Regions from separate parts of the Homo sapiens genome. Here region 2 is linked to region 1. Evidence: read pairs that join two places in POLR2A ChIA-PET (ENCODE). Cell type or tissue: GM12878. All regions are shown on one strand. Region 1 has its middle 63 kb from the start of TAB2-AS1. Region 2 overlaps TAB2-AS1 (TAB2 antisense RNA 1).

Region 1 (4,000 bases):
GGAACTGCCTGGCCCAAGTTTACATCCCCTCCTCCATGGTAACCCACCTCCAGTGAGGGGTTAATGTGGGGGTACAAAGGCCTTGCCTCCTTACCCTAATTCAGGACAACTCAGAAGGACCATCTCAGCTCTGGAGCTCCCTGTGGGAGCAGCTGAGGTCCCTGTTGCAAATTTGCTGCGGTTCATTTCTCCCTCTCCCAATCCTGCTTCCCTCTCCCTCCCTCACCCCTCATTCTTTTCTTTTTTTTTTTTTTTTTTTTTTTTTGACAATGTCTATCTTCTCCCAGGCTGGAGAGCAGTGGTGCAATCTCAGCTTACTGCAACCACTGCCTCCTAGGCTCAAGCAATCCTCCCACCTCAGCCTTCTGAGTGGATGGGACTACAGGCGCATGCCACCATGCCTGGCTAATTTTATGTTTTTTGTAGAGACAGGGTTTCCCCATGTTGCCCAGGCTAGTCTCACACTCCTGAGCTCAGGTGATCCACATGCCTCAGCCTCCCAAAGTGCTGAGATTACAGGCATAAGCACCGCACCCAGCCACTCATGGCTGTTTTCTTGAGGGAACACTCCCATAAAGCTTCTGCACACAGACCTCCAACTTCAAGTCTGTTTCCCAGGGAACTTGACCTAAGGCAACGAGTAAATAAGAGGGGAATTACCTGTGTCTGGTGGGATCGTTCTATGCCCAGGTAAAAAATAAATATCCAATGTCACTAGCTCTTTTATTTCCAATTGATCAGTTATAAAATGTAATGGAAAGGCCAGGTGTGGTGGCTCATGCCTGTAATCCCAGCACATTGGGAGGCTGAGGCAGATGAATCACGAGATCAGGAGTTCGAGACCAGCCTGGCCAACATGGTGAAACCCCGTCTCTACTAAAAACACAAAAAATTAGCTGGGCGTAGTGGCGGGCTCCTGTTATCCCAGCTACTTGGGAGGCTGAGACAGGAGAATCGCTTGAACCCGGGAGGCAGAGGTCGCAGTGAGCTGAGACCATGCCTTTGTGCTCCAGCCTGGGCGACAGAGTGAGACTCCATCTCAAAAAAATAAAATAATAATAATAATAATAATGAGGAAAAAAAGCCAATCACAAAAACAAAAAAAAATAGGGAATATACCTAGGAATAACCTTAACAAAAGACAAGTGTGCAACATATATTGATAAAACTCTACTAAAAGTCATTTTAAAAGATAAGAAAGAAACAGAGAAAAGTACATTTTTTTCTTATATAAGAAAATTCAATCCTGATAAAGTGAGAGTGATTTTCCCTAAATGAGTCTATAAGTTTGATGTAGTCTAAATTGGAATTTGATTAAAAATAATACAAAGTTCATGCAGAAGAATGAACATAAAAAATAGGGAAATTAAAAAAAATGGAATGAAAGATGGACAGTGAGTTAGCCTTGTGCCACCAAATTTTGTAATATAAAGCTGTGGTCATTTCTTGCAGGACTCTTTCTTCTTCCTAGGCTCTCTGCCCTGAGACTCAGACCCTCCGATGTGTTCACCTCCCCCCTTTCCTGCTATGTAGCAAATACCTGTTCATTTTGTCTCTCTCATACTGCTATAATCTCTTAATGGGACAATCTGTGCTTTTCAAGGTATGTCTTCAGTACCCAGCCTGCACAAACAATGCTTGTGCAAAGTGTTGAATGAAAGAATGATCATCAAGTGAATAAATAACCAACTCAAAGCCAAGCACAAAAATGGCTACCGTGGAGCTTAGTTCATTCCTTCCTTTGCGAGATCCTGGAGCCACTGTCATTATAATCTAAGCTGATACCAATACCATCAAATAGTAAATACTTATTTCCTGCAGATATGCCCCGTTTGCTCTGTGTGCAAAATTACACTTAAAATAATACAGGTGGCCGGGTGCTCATACCTGTAATCCCAGCACTTTGGGAGGCAAGGCAGGCCGATCACCTGAGGTCGGGAGTTGAAGACCAGGCTGGCCAATATGGTGAAATCCCATTTCAACTAAAAATACAAAAAATTAGCCAGGCGTGGTGGCGGGCACCTGAAATCCCAGCTACTCAGGAGGCTGAGGCAGGAGAATCACTTGAACCCAGGAGGTGGAGGTTGCAGCAAGCCAAGATCATGCCACTGCACTCCAGCCTGGGTGACAAGATCAAAACTCCATCTCAAAAGAAATGATAAAAATTAAAATTAAAATAAAATAATACATGCACTTGTAAACATGTCCACATATACATGATAACACTGCACATCAGATTACATTCTTAAGTCTGCCCAGCAATGAAGACCTTTAAAGACCAGTGTCTCAGCTGCCTTTACAAGGAAGATGTTTTCAATACTGTTGTTGAGAAATGAAAGTCAGTGTCATGAGCTCTGTTTTTCCCTTGGGAAAGTCAAGGAAGGGCACTGCATTTACACCAGGATGTGTTGACAATGTCTAACTACATCGAATCTTATCTACACCAGCAGTAAATCCCCTCACCCATCGAGCTGGTAAGAGGGCCCGTTTCCTTCATCACTGCTGCCAGCCAAGGTTTCAGTCCTTCCGCTCCCCAAGAGATTTCATTTCAGAACTGAGATGATAAAGTACTCAAATGGTGCAATCCAAGTCCCAAGGAATTTTAACAACAATAACCCCCTTTGCAAAGCAGGGGAGAGAATGCCCTGTCCTGCTGTAAACTTCCTGGCGATTCTCATAGTCATTTGACCACCTGTGCCTGTACCCATTACCAGAAAGCAGGATTCACCCAGTTCATGAAAACTTAAAGCTGGACTTAAAGCTATAAAACCCCCAAGCACATTTCATTTTGAGTTGTTAATACAGTCCCAGTCTACCACCTGATTACCGAGTAGGTTTTCAGTTTCAGCTTTTATCAGTGTAAAGCTCAGAGCTACAGAACGCCAACTGAGCAAATGATTTAATGAAAGCAGAATGAAGGCACAGGCTTGGCTACTACTAAAAGACACAGTGGAAGTTTGTTTTTTTGAGGAAGATATGTAAATCTGATGAACGAAAACTGTAGTTGAGTGCACCCCTGGAAATATAATGAAAACTGCCCCTCAGTTAGAAGCATCCATACACATTTTGGGTCTCTCAATACGTAGCTTTCAAATCCTTGCAATTTCAGGGCCTGTGTACTCCAACTCTAGATATGCCATTGATTTGATCTGAATGCCATAATGAGAATTCAGTCTGTGGTCTTAAAACTTGGAGCTGGACTCTCTAAAGTCTGGACCTTTTAAAGAAAACAAGCTTTTTGGTGTTTATGTGTTTTCTTTGTTGCTTTGGCCTCAAGCTCCTCATAAAAGGGCTTGAAGAAAGTTTATAAAACATGCACAAATAATATGCATAATGTGCAGAAAAGGCCTTGAAAACATGCATACTGAAGAATGTCCATAAAATTTAGAGAAGCTTGTACCTTCTTAAATCTTCTTAACAATGCTACAAGGTAGGTACTGTTATCACCATAACCATCCCCAAGATTCAAAAAGAAAATACTTGAGGAAAAGGCTGGCTGAGTTACCCCAAAGAAGGGAAAGGTAAAACTGCCCCAGTTTCCCTGGGGATGAAGACAAAACATCTCCTAGAAATCTCTTTGAGTCTGGTCTGCCTGGAAATAGCTGTTTCTGGGAAAAGCAATCAGGCTGAATCAAGAGTAACATACTAATTCCAAATCCTCACAATTACATGTTGAGAGCCTGCCTAGATATTCTGGGTGCCACCTTGCAATTGGCCAGTTGTGTTGCTGACAGCTCGGTCCATATCAGGGAAAAGACACACTCTCAGTTGGCGCCTCTTACAGTCACATTAATCCTACTGAAGTGTGGTTCTGGAACACAGCCAGTCTACCCCACTGAGGCAAGGCTTGATGGAGCACAGGCTAGCATGGCTGCACCTGACCAGCTCAGGGGATGAAGGACGGAAGAAGCAGGACAGTTGAAATGTCTGTATGGTGAGTATTCAGGCATCACTATTAACTAAAAAGACACATGGAGCCAGTAGCCCGTGGGATAGCTGT
Region 2 (4,000 bases), 52 kb after region 1:
TTGAACCAGGGAGGTGGAGGTTGTAGTGAGCAAAGATAGCGCCACTGCATTCCAGCCTGGGGACTGCAGGAGACTTCATCTCAAAAAAAAAAAAACAACAAGATATGGCAGATGCTGCTGCCATCTGTACACAGTTTTAGATGTATTAACTCATTTAATTCTCTCAAGACCTCAAGTTTAGATATCAGTGCTATCCCCATTTCATGATGCACAGAGAGATCAAGTAACTTGCCCAAGTCAAGCAGCTACCTTGGGGCTGAGCTGGAGTTTAAACCCAGGCACTCAGTGACAGCATCCACACTCATAACCACGATGCTAAGAGTTTGCCAGACAGGTGAGAAGCAACATTTTTGGAAGAGGGTCAGGGCCATAGGTTTTGTGAAGTGACAGAGCATGACATTCAGATTCAGTAGGGCTTAAAGACCCAAGTTTTGGAAAGTAGAGGAGATCTGAACCTTAGCCGTAGCTTCTAGAGGTGGGCTAAGAGCAACCTGGGCACATGTAGTGGTGACCAGAGGACTTGCAGCCATCAAATCACTATGGTGTGCTGTTTATTTCTCCCAAAGACTCAGGAGGGGAGAGGTTTGATACTTTTTTCTCATATCAGATAACTTTAAAATGTAGTTTTATATTATAGAATAGGATGTAAAATTACCATGACATTTTTCCTTGTTTCTTCTTCCTTTTGATATATGATTTAAATTGTTTCTTTAATGTATTTATTTATACTAAATAAAACAACTCATGGTTATATAAATTATTTCTCTTCCTGAAATTCCTTCATTCTTTTTCACCGAGATAGTCCCTCTGTCCACGCTTATACAACTAGATATTGATGCATGTGGGCAAAATTAGGGTGTTTTGCTGTTTGTTTATACAGATATGGAAACAATGCACTCTTTATTCCATGGCTTGCTTTGCTCACTTAATAATACCTCATGGACAACCCCCTAGCATCATCTTACTGAGAATCGTACAGTAATCCATACCATCACTTTTGTACCATTCCCCTACAGATGGATGGTTTCCAGATTCTGCCTCTTCAAGCAAAGCTGAAACAAATACTTCTGTCTATACATTTCTCCCTCCTCTGCGTTTACACTTTAAAAATTATACAGTCGTTACTGGACTTTTTTTTTTTGACAGAGTCTTGCTGTCACCCAGGCTGGAGTGCAGTGGCACGATCTCTGCTCACTACAAGCTCCGCTCCGAGGTTCAAGCAATTCTCCTGCCTCAGCCTCTTAAGTAGCTGAGACTACAGGCGCCCACCACCACGCCCAGCTAATTTTTATATTTTTAGTGGAGACAGGGTTTCACCATGTTGGCCAGGATGGTCTCGATCTCTTGACCTCATGATCCACCCGCCTTGGCCTCCCAAAGTGCTGGGATTACAGGCATGAGCCACCACGCCCGGCCGGTTATTGGACTTTTTACCAAAGGCCCACTTCTACCTTCAAGGGAAATGGCTCCCTAGCATTTGCTCCTAAAAGCAAATGGTCTGTTCAGGCCTAAAATTTCAAATTGTGTTCAATAGGCTACTTTTTACAGGACTCTGTTTTCCCTAGAAGACTGCATGAAACAATTTCCAGAAAATGTAAACTCCAGTCTTCATGGATAATTTCCTCCACCTACCTAATTTGCACCATCGAAACAAAGCTTTTTCTAAAACCGCTAATCAGAAGGTCTTATGTTGTTTTCTATTCGACCATAGCCTTTTAAAATAACAGTTGAAATGTCAAAGAAATCCCAAGTTCACCGCAGGTGTTCCTGGACTGGGCTGTTAAGTCGTGACAGTCAACATGAGAGGGCCAAGGAAGGCGGGAACCTAGGGCTCAGGCGGAGGGGCCAGGTCAGATTCAGAAGAGCTGGGCGCTCTTTTTTGTATGAGCCTGGGTCTTGCTCTCTTGCCGGGCTGGAGCACAGTGGCACAATCACGGCTCACTGCAGCCTCGGACTCCTGAGCTCAAGCCCTCCTCCCAGCTCAGCCTCCTGAGTGGCTGGGACTACAGATGCACCACCACACTCGGCTAAGTTGCTCTTTTGATTTCCTCTCTGCAATATTGAAGCCGTTTTCATCTGAAATTGATTCTGTTTGTCAAGGAAGACTAAAACCAAACAGAAAGTGCCTGAGTTCTGCTTCCTCCAAGCCTCTTGCCACAGCAGTCCCTGTTCAGCAGTCAGGGCCCACTCTCAGTTCCTTATCCCCAACCTTTTGCTGCTGCTCTGCCCTCACCACCCAGCCGCCTCCCTTGCAGTTTCAACAGCTCCTGCTCAGGTAAGCCCTCCCTCTTCCCGACAACCCCCACCCCTCTCCTCCAAGGCTATCCACTCCCAACCTCTACTGCCCCCTCGTAAGTGTGAGCTCCCTGAGGGTAGGAACGTCATCATCCCGTGTGGCTCCCACCACATCCCTGGTGCCCTGCACTGGGTCTGCTTTACAGAAACACACAGGTAAGCACACAAATGGCCTCAGGCACGTCACGGACACCTCCTGCCATGAACCAGACACTGTTCCAAGAGTTTCACACACGTCATTTTGTTTAATTCTTAAAACCACTCTCTGGGGTAGACACCAATCATGTCCCCTTTGTAGGTATGGAAGCTGAGATAAGGCTCCATACATGCAAGCATGGGGTCCTCTCGTCAGCCAAACACACTCCTTTAATCTGACTTAAAATGACTATAAGCGGCTTCTCCAGGCTCTTCAGCCGCTCCCACAACCCCCAGCGCATTTTGGGTTTTGGCCTCTCTGATGCAAGTCTTACTCATGCCTTCTGTGCTCCTTATTGACTTCTATCTTGATTGTATCCTTTTTGCATCAGTTTCATAACTGCCCCTATGGGGTTAGAACTCATTAGAGAGCTGCCAGTGCAGCCACTCTGTTGGAGGGGACAAGTGGAGGTGTCTGTCTGTTATTTTCAGTAAGCTCGAGCTGTAACGACACAGGGTGAGTCCCAGGGAGAAGTGCATCCAGTCATCCGGAGGCCGCCTCTTCCAAAACCCTGGGCCACGGAACCGGTAGTGTCCATCTTTCCCCTGAATTTTAAGAAATGAGCATCTTAATCCGCTGGGATACAGGGAGGAGAACATCACACACGAGGGCCTGTTGAGGGGTAGGGGCAGCGGGTGGGAGAACATTAGGACAAATACCTAATGCATGCAGGACTTAAAAGCTAGATGGTGGGTTGATAGGTGCAGCAAACCACTATGGCACATGTATACCTGTGTAACAAACCTGCATGTTCTGCACATGCATCCTAGAACTTAAAGTAAAATAAAATAAAAGACAGAAAGAAATAAACATTCTAAGGTCAGGCATGGTGGCACATGCCTGTAATCCCAGCACTTTGGGAGGCCGAGGTGAGTGGGTCACCTGAGGTCAGGAGTTCAAAACCAACCTAACCAACATGGCGAAACCCCGTCTCTACTAAAAATACAAAAATTAGCCGGGCGTGGTGGCAGGCGCCTGTAATCCCAACTACTTGGGAGGCTGAGGCAGGAGAATTGCTCGAACCTGGGAAGCAGAGGTTGCAGTGAGCTGAGATTGTGCCACTGTACTCCCGCTTGAGCGACAGAGCGAGACTATGTCAAAAAAAGAGAGAGACAGAGAGGGAAAGAAAAAGAAAGAAAGGAAGGAAGGAAGGAAGGAAGAAAAGAAGGAAGGAAGGAAAGAAAGAAAGAAAGAGAGAGAGAGAGAGAAAGAGAGAAAGAAAGAAAAGCATTCTACACATTTAGAGTTCAGTGAAAATTGTTCACATCTGAGTCTCCCCACTGGCCAGCACACTCTTTCTCCCAAGGTGGTCATAAGTAGCACTGTATGCACTTGGTCATTTACAAGTATTGACAGGAGTAGTTTCCCTAGTTCTTCCTGTGCCCTCTGGAAAATAACGTCAGCAAGAGAAGTCAGGAATTTTCTGGAGGTCTGCTATAAAGGGAGTGAAGCCCCGTGAGGCTCACCTTGACCAGCCCCCCAGTGCTGCTGTCCCTGCCCTGGGCCTGT

The links. Peaks named below come from ENCODE experiments on the same cell type or tissue, not always from the same donor. Only the 100,000 strongest peaks of a DNase experiment are listed, where the experiment ranks them.
Region 2: POLR2A ChIA-PET joins it to region 1 with 6 read pairs; 2 of 35 experiments call an interaction of 5 or more read pairs at or near these places.

The regions. Positions count from the first base shown.
Region 1 is chr6:149,192,534-149,196,533 of GRCh38, forward strand. No RefSeq gene overlaps it. Among named protein-coding and RNA genes, the nearest start is that of TAB2-AS1, 63 kb to the right of the region's middle. In GM12878, no CTCF peak of the experiment used is centred here; no DNase peak of the experiment used is centred here; H3K27ac peaks cover 279 bases.
Region 2 is chr6:149,244,801-149,248,800 of GRCh38, forward strand. All of the region lies in intron 1 of TAB2-AS1 (TAB2 antisense RNA 1), which reads right to left. It also overlaps a transcript of TAB2 not described here. Among named protein-coding and RNA genes, the nearest start is that of TAB2-AS1, 11 kb to the right of the region's middle. RefSeq lists an enhancer at 2,237-2,286. In GM12878, no CTCF peak of the experiment used is centred here; a DNase peak (open chromatin) is centred at 2,131; H3K4me3 peaks cover 668 bases; H3K27ac peaks cover 556 bases.